Regions from separate parts of the Homo sapiens genome. Here regions 1 and 2 are each linked to region 3. The links are chromatin contacts, found by Hi-C in ENCODE. All regions are on one chromosome and are shown on one strand. The core of a region is the stretch at or near the end of the contact, and the rest is flanking DNA. Distances in the headings are between cores, read along the strand shown.

What was found. A loop is a pair of places that touch in the nucleus more often than their neighbours do. Pooled maps may share reads with other maps.
Region 1: a pooled map shows a loop between it and region 3 (9-fold over the local background). The contact joins the promoter of SPCS3-AS1 here to the promoter of HPGD in region 3. A Hi-C loop is called at or near these places in 1 of 168 maps with a recorded cell type or tissue (CD8-positive, alpha-beta T cell) and 9 of 50 pooled maps.
Region 2: a pooled map shows a loop between it and region 3 (3-fold over the local background). The contact joins the enhancer-like site here to the promoter of HPGD in region 3. A Hi-C loop is called at or near these places in 3 of 50 pooled maps.

The regions. Positions count from the first base shown.
Region 1 is chr4:176,319,170-176,321,869 of GRCh38, forward strand. It overlaps SPCS3-AS1 (SPCS3 antisense RNA 1), which reads right to left and starts at 1,341. Exons shown (of 4, transcript NR_186171.1): 1 at 976-1,341. SPCS3 (signal peptidase complex subunit 3) reads left to right here and starts at 797. Exons shown (of 5, transcript NM_021928.4): 1 at 797-1,050. The coding sequence starts at 908. RefSeq lists an enhancer at 608-1,108 and silencers at 1,091-1,210, 1,331-1,400, 1,431-1,510.
Region 2 is chr4:173,520,817-173,523,516 of GRCh38, forward strand. No RefSeq gene overlaps it. Among named protein-coding and RNA genes, the nearest start is that of HAND2, 8.1 kb to the right of the region's middle. Within about 2 kb of position 1,440, at least 19 of the 41 ENCODE cell types and tissues checked have a DNase peak (open chromatin) inside an H3K27ac peak, as active enhancers do.
Region 3 is chr4:174,521,238-174,523,737 of GRCh38, forward strand. It overlaps HPGD (15-hydroxyprostaglandin dehydrogenase), which reads right to left and starts at 1,251. Exons shown (of 7, transcript NM_000860.6): 1 at 1,122-1,251; 2 at 707-830. The coding sequence starts at 1,214. It overlaps LOC105377548 (a long non-coding RNA gene), which reads left to right and starts at 1,376. Exons shown (of 7, transcript XR_007058492.1): 1 at 1,376-1,892; 2 at 2,148-2,184.

The sequences.
Region 1 (2,700 bases), core at 91-2,590, 1.8 Mb after region 3:
AAAATAATTGCATTATTTATTAATGACCCAACGAAATTCTTATACATTATGCTGTAGAGCAATTCCGCAGCCATTATCTTCTTTGCTCCTAAGAACCCAGAAAGGTTATCCTTTTATTTATCAGAAATCACCATGTTAAAATGCAAATACTTAGGATCGGTAGCCTCAACCCTTATCTTCTAAAACATCTTTAGCTATCCATACAAAGCAAAGCATTAATAGGAATTGGACTGACGTTGGAGGTGGAAATACTGATGCACGTGACAGCTTTAAGGACTTGGGCGGCTAATTCCCCACTCCCCACTGCTCCTCAGATCCTCCAAAAAAAGCTCAAGTCCTAACTTTGACCAGGTTTGACAAAGAAGGGAGAGGACCAGGCGTTTTGTAAAGTGCTGCTTCCAAACGCCACCCGTCAGGACAGATTCTAAACCACCTTAACTTGCTGCCGGTTTCAAGTGAAAATAAATGGTACATAAGTAATCAAGAAGTCGCAGTCCCAGACCTCTGACCAAAGAACCGAAAAAGGACAGCGAACGACCGGTTCCCAATTCTCTGAACCCAAAGGTCGGAGAAGCAATTTAGAAGAGGAGGGGGTGGGTCTTCCACAACAAACCCCGCCCCTCCCTCACTCGTCGCTGATTGGTGGCGGCGTTAGGCCGCGACGGAGGGGCGGGCCCGCGGCTGAGTCTCTCCCTTTCCGCGCCGCCCCGTGCGCGCTGTGGGTGTGTTTCGGGAAGCGGGCGCGCGCGCGCTCGCGTCGGAGGACCGGAAAGGAGGCGGGGCTGCGGCGGCGCGCGCTCCCGGAACGCGCGCACCGCAGACGGCGCGGATCGCAGGGAGCCGGTCCGCCGCCGGAACGGGAGCCTGGGTGTGCGTGTGGAGTCCGGACTCGTGGGAGACGATCGCGATGAACACGGTGCTGTCGCGGGCGAACTCACTGTTCGCCTTCTCGCTGAGCGTGATGGCGGCGCTCACCTTCGGCTGCTTCATCACCACCGCCTTCAAAGACAGGAGCGTCCCGGTGCGGCTGCACGTCTCGCGGATCATGCTGTGAGTGAGGCCGGGCCGGCGGTGCAGGACGCCGGGACCGGGCTGGGGCGGAAGCCGAAGCCGGGCCGCCGCGCCGGGGCTGCCGTGCCGGGGCCGCGGGCAGGGCGTCCGGATCGCCCTCCTGAGCGGCAGTTCGCCCCCGAGGGCGGTCGTCAGGGGTGGACGTCGCAGGCTTTTCCGGCGTCCCCTCGGAACTTGCACCCCTCCACCGTAAATTCCCGGGCTTGCTCTTAAATTTTAATTTTGAGCGTTCCTCAGGTCGGTGCCTCCGCTTGCTTCCTGTTCCTCACTTCCCTCCACCCACGCCTGGCCAATGAGGGAGCAACACAACAGCAGAGCCGGCGCCGCCGCCCGCCTGGGCTGGCGCCTCCCGCGCGTCCGGTGCCGCTCGTGGTCCGCATGCGAGGCCCTCCAGGCGCTGCCGCCGCGCTCTGGGTCGGGCTTCCGTGGGGTTTCCTGGCGGCTCTGGAGGCCACAGGACGGGGTTGTCTTTGTGTCATTCATCACCCGAGTTTGCCCTGTTTGACATTCCCTTTACAGTTGTTGCCTTTGCACCTTCAGAAGGCAGTAAACAGTTGGAGCTGCTTTGAAGTTGGCCAGAGATGTTGGGCACTGAGAGAATTAAGCATCTTAGCCTTCTGATACAGCGAGATTTTTGTTTTGTTGGGTTTCTTTATTTCTTTTTCTTTTGCCAACCACTTGAAGAAGTCTGCGAAAACGCCAAAAAATGCAGTTCGAAATGACAGTGCCATTTCGCTATTGCCTATTTTGTCCTTGATTTTATTCTCTGGCACTTTTGTCTTTAATCGTCGTATTTTTCCATCTCTTGTTCTCATACCCTTCTACTCTATTTCCGTCTTACACAAGTTCTTTAACCTTAGTTTATTTCTTTGTCAGAATCGCCAAGAAGCCAGTTATCAAATAGCGAGCCTTCTCCCCCCACCTTTTTTTTTTTTTTTTAAATTACTGTACTGATGTTTGTTAGATATTGTTCGAATAGACCTGGGGTGGACATCAGCACTGCCATTGTCAGCCCTGTGAGGGTTAGAAGAGCTTGGTGCATATTAAACACTGAACAGATGTTAGCTGTTGTTGTCTTGAGCAAGTTTTCTTACCATTCTGGGCCTTAATTTCTTTTTGTTTAAGATGGAAGTAATACCTAATTTTTAGGTTGTGAGAATTATTTGAAATGTGAAAAATATTGTCAGTGGGTCTGAGCCGTAGTAAACAGTAAATAGCAGCTGGTTACAGTAGTATCCCCTTAATGGGGTAGGTATACGTTCCAAGACCCCCAGTGGATGGCTGAAACCACGGATAGCACCAAACCCTATATATACTTGGTTTTTTCCTATACCGTACATACATACCTACCTATGATAAAACTTACAAGTTAAGCACAATAAGAGATTAACAATAACATAATAGAACTGTAACAATATACTATAATAAAAGTTATGTGAATATGATCTCTTTCCCCTTCTCTCAAAATAACTTATTTTACTGGACTCACCTATTTTCACACCAGATTGACCGCGGATAATTGAAACCGGAAAGTGAAACCTCGGATAAGGGGGTGATTACTGTATCACCCTTTAATATGCCATCTGTTAGTATTCGTATCACCTTGTAGTCATGTGTAGCTTTCTTCTA
Region 2 (2,700 bases), core at 190-2,689, 1.0 Mb before region 3:
GGACTAGGCTCTCCATGTGACATTTCCCTGACTTGAGAGGAAATGTTTCTTTCTGATTCTAGATTACATGAAGACACTTTGGAGTTGGTGTATAGGGTTTCCTCAAAGAACTGAGGTAACGTGGACTTTAGGGAATTTTCCTCAATTGGATTCCCTGTTTATTTGTGATACTATTTGTGTCCCCCAAATAGATCTTCTTGTTGCTCCACTCACATCATGAGCAGTTTTCCTTTTCCTCTAGTTACATTCACTCTAGCTTCTGACTGAAGACTCTGCTTGCCCTTTGTAGCCCGTGCAGGAATAAACAGCATCTTCTGGATTTGCTTTGAATCCTTGTGCTGCCCAATGAGTCAGAGGTGTAGGGTTGATCCAATAATATGGCTAATTCTCTCCCTGTAAAGACTTTAAATAATGTAGGCCTCTCTTCACCCATCCCCCATTCTCACCATCCTGGACTTCACGCGGGTCATGGAGAAGGTGTCCAGGGTGGGAGGCACGCTGGGTGGGTGTGGCCTCCTTTGGCACAGTGGTTCGGCATCCTCTGGGGGAGATTTTGAAAACTGCAGGCTCCGCGTCGAGCCCCTGACCTGCTGAATCAGAATTTCTGGTGAAGGTAGGGTGAAAACGGGGCTGAATTTGTCATTGTATCAAGTTGTCCGGGGAGTGGAAAGTCCAGGTGTTGGATTAATCCCAGCACCCCTTACTTCAGAAGAGACCAGGCTATCCCGCAGAACGCTAGGGTCAGAGGTCTGGGGCATCAGTCAGCCCGTCCAGGAATTATGCAAATATATGCAGCCTCTACTCTGAACACTGGGACGTAGTAGGGGACAAAGCTGCCGCCAGCCGTCCTCGTCCTTGCGAGGTGTCAGTGTTTGCGCCAGGGACAACTCCCTGGAGGGCTGGGGGAAGGGAGGGGCAAAAGAGGGTCCAGGGCCTCAGCTCGCTATGTACTTTAGGGTTTAATAACAGGTGCAAAGGCAGCTGCTAAAAGACATCGCATTCTGTAATCAGCTTCTGCCAGGCTGTCCGGCTAAACAGAAACTCCCACAATTTTGGCCCGAGGGCTGTAGGGCGGAGCGGGTGCCAGTGAGATGAGGGCAACCCTAAGAGGTGGCATAAGAGCCTTACCCCTAAGAGCCACCCCAACCCCATCCGGGGCTTGCACCGGCACCGCCTGGGCCGCAGTTGTTGCCTCAGGGAAGCTTCGCCCTGGCGCAGGGATAGAGCAAAGAAGCGACCGCATGTGGAAGGCTTTCCAGGCGGAATGCTCCAGCCGTAGCGAGTTGGAAAATTTAGAGTGGGGAGGGGGCAGTAGAGATGTTAACTGGCCCCTCCTCACCCCAAACAAGGAAAACACAGTCTTCTGGGCTAAAAATACATATTTATGAAGTCCCTATACGCAGGCAGGCGGCGCGTTCCAGCTGCCGGCCTGGCCCAGGGAGGACTTGGCCGCGCGGCCGCCGATTACACCCAACTCGGCTGGGATGGCTCCGAGCCGTCTGCCCTGACGTCAGCGAGGCTCCGGCCCCGCCGCGGCAAGATAGGCGAGCGCGGCCGGGCGCGGGTGCGGCACTAATCACTCCCAGATGTCCCTAATAGCGGAGATAAAGACGGACAGAGCGGCCGGGAATAAATTTGTAATCAGGGCTCTACCATCTGATCATCAAAGCGGCCCAAATGCCGGGAGAATTTGAAGGGAATGCGTGTGAGGGGGGTCGCTTGGGGGAAGAGGTGAGGGTGCACTTCGCGATGGGAACTGGCTTCGGTAGGGTAGAGCAGGGAGAACAGGGCGAGAGATCTGTAAGTTCGGTGCACGTAAGTCGGATACTCGGTGCTCTTTAACCTCCATTAGCCCTCAGACCGAAGCCGTTTAGCGGTTCCAGGCTGATTGGAGCTGCGCAGTTGCTGTGCGGGAAGCACGCGTTGCGCAGCGGCTGGGTGGTAAGGCGGCGCGATGAGAACTGTCCGGCCCCCGGAAACGTGGGATTGGTTTCCTCTCCCGGAGTTCTCCCCTCCCCCTTCTTTCTAAACATTTAAAAAACACGTAGTCCGTCTCCCCCAACCCCCATTCCCGGTAGACTTAATCCCAACAGCAATTCATTGCACCGCGGAGCTTCCTCAGGGAGGGGGCTGTTGGAGCCTCCAACCAGGGTCCTGGGCCCCAGTCTGAGAATGACTCCTGGGTTTTTCTCTCCAAGCGATCCGCAGGCTCTGACAGGCCAGGAGTCGCGCGCGTCCGGGAGACTCCTTAGCGCCCCCTCCTCACGTGGAGATCTGGACTCTCAGGAGCTGGGCCCAATGGAAGGAATGGGTACCCTTGGGTCACCAGGGTCCAGATTCGGCCCTCTACGGCGCCCATGCCACAAGCCTCCCTCAAGACCATCTCTGCTTGGCACCCACTAGCCAGCTCCTTTTCCAAATCTAGGAGCCTGGGTGGGACTCACAGGCAGGGAGAACTCAAGGCGGCTGTGGAAAACAAAATCGCGTGCCGCCCGCGCAATATTTGATTAAAGCTTCAGGGCTAACTGAGCGGTTTCTTGCGCTTTGCAGGCCCGCAGTGTATGTTCAGTCCCAGTTTTCCTGGCACCCTTTGCCCTGCTTATGTCCCCTGCACACACCTCAGGCCCTTGCAACTGGCCCGGGTTCTCTCTGCAAATCTGTAGTCTGGGAAGGAACTCCCGGGTCTCGTACTCCCTGCCG
Region 3 (2,500 bases), core at 1-2,500:
AACAGCTTTATAATCAAAGCTGTTTATTGTGTATGCCAATATTGTCCCTGATACTTCACAAGTAGATTGGTCTATTTTAAGTGAGTAGCCGGAAACAGGAAAGCATTGAGGAAAGGCTGATAGAGATGTTTCTACTACAATTCTAACATTGTATACTTTATTATGATTACTATTATTATTATTTTAAAGTACTGTCTCATTGGGGAAAAAGCCGGAGAAAACATATGGTCAAAAGCATCTAGCACTTCTGTGATGATGCTCCTTGAACTTGTATTCTGATATGTTTAAACGAAAAACACTGCCACATTTGATTGTCATTGGACTCCAGCTTTCTGGGAGAAGTTGTTTGTCAACAGTACCTTACTTAACCTACTTTAATTTTCCAAGTTTTGTCTGCAATTTCAATCATTTAATAATTACTGCAGCAGCACTGTCTTTGAATACATAAAGGAATTTTGATTACATTAATGCTGCCAAATGACTACAATAAAAGGATTTCTCCAGCAGTCTTGCCTTTCTTTCGGTTTTACAGCTATTGGGCTGTCAGAAGGAAACGTATCAGTCCAAACTGTCTTTTGGAGCTTCAAGGTAGCTGCTCTCGAGGAGGCAGCGGAGGCGGCACCCAGGGCCCCCTGGCCGGGCTGCCTTCAGGTTGTTGCTTGTTGAGAGCACGTTCCCAGTTGACAGATTGATTCCCCTGTCTTACCTCTCAGTTGTTGCTGGTCAGCCACATCGCACTGGATGAACAGAGTCTTCTGAGGTTCAAACTGCTCATCCAGGGCAGCTTTACACTGTACACCTGCTTCAAGATTCCAATCCACCAGCGCTACCTATAGACAAGAGGAGAGGAATCGCGGGCCTGCGCAGCTCACGAAATAGACGGACAAACAATAAACACACAAGAGGCTCCCCTCCTGGACCTGAAATTTGGCAATTAGGTTTGGGTTCCCTCCCAGCCACTTCTGAGGTGTGCTCACAGCCTCAGCTTCAGCAAATTTTGGAAGTGGCAAAGTGGGCACGCCGGGCGCGGCCTCCCTGTCTCCGCCAGTGCACCTCGGGCGGCGGGGCGAGTCTCGGAGTGTGTGGGCAGAGAAATTTCCGCGGCTGGGCGCCGGGCTTACCTTGGCGCCCTTAAGCAGCAGCGCCTCTGCAAAGGCTCTGCCTATGCCCTGAGCCGCGCCGGTCACCAGCGCCACTTTGCCGTTCACGTGCATGGTGCAGCCACTGCTGGGGCGGGCGGTGGGCGAGCTCCGCGTCTCCGCGCGGCCGCGGCTTTTATGCCCCCCTGCGCGCGCGCGCGTGCAGCCCGGCGGGGCGCTCCCCTGCCAGTGGGCGGGGAGGAAACTGTCAAGCCAGCGCCCGCCGGGGAACCCACGACTGTGTCACCTGCCCCCTGAGCGTTCTGGAGCGCCAAGCTTCGCGATCTTTGCCTTCCGGACTCGCAGACCGGCTCAAAGCCTCCCCTCAGCCTCTGGCTCCGTGATTGGCAGGCAGCTGACAGAAGAAAAGTTAAAAGGTTATTTCTGAAGAAGAGTTTCCTTCAGTGCCCTAAAGACCAACTGGATAGAAGGAGAGCGGAGCAGAGGCTTGGAAGCTTGGATCCCTCCTCCTGCACTCCCTCCCGGCCCCGACTCCGGAACAAAACAAGCAAACAATAAAGCAAACTTGTTGCTCTTTTGTCTCAAAGTTTTGTGTGAGTTCCCATCTCGTAATCAGTGGGGTTGAGGGTGACGGGGAGCAGAAGTAACTAATATCATTGTGTTTTCTTAGTTACATTTTGGACAAATTTTTACGGATACTGGAGATGAGAAGTGGACTCTGCTCTGTCCTGAAAACCTGGAATCATAACATTTCATGGCTAGGACTAGAGTGTCCTTGGCGCTGTGTTTCTGGTCAGTGTCAATTGTGTGTCATATTGAGATGCCCCCACAAAAACTGTCATCATCAACAGGCGCTCCAGAGCCGCTGGTAGCCTACCAAATTGTTGGCTCAATGGAATGCTTACTTGTTGAAATACACCAACTTTGGAAGCTCTGAGTCAAGTTTGGGACAGAGGTTCCTTGCTCTCCAGGAACTCCAGGGCTAGCTGTATGCGGACTTGCATAAATAACAAGGGCTATTCCACTGACTTTGTCTCTTTTTCTCAGGTTGTCAGCGGCAGGCTGCAATTTTAATTCTGTAAACGTAAGTGGTTGGCTTTTTTTTTTTTTTTTTTTTTTTAATCTTGAGACAAGATCTCGCTCTGTCTGTTTGGCTAGAATGCAGTGGCATAATCCCAGCTCGCTGCAACCTCAATCTCCAGGGCTCAAGCGACCCTCCCACCTTGGACTCCCAAAGAGTGCTAAGATTACAGGCATGAGCCACTATGCCCAGCTGGCATTTATTTTCTTAAAGAAAAAAAAAATCTAAATACTTGGGGGAAATGGGAGTTGAGCAAAAGACTGACACTAACAGCAGAATGAATCATTTTTATATCTTCTTTACCTTCTTTACTGGGAAA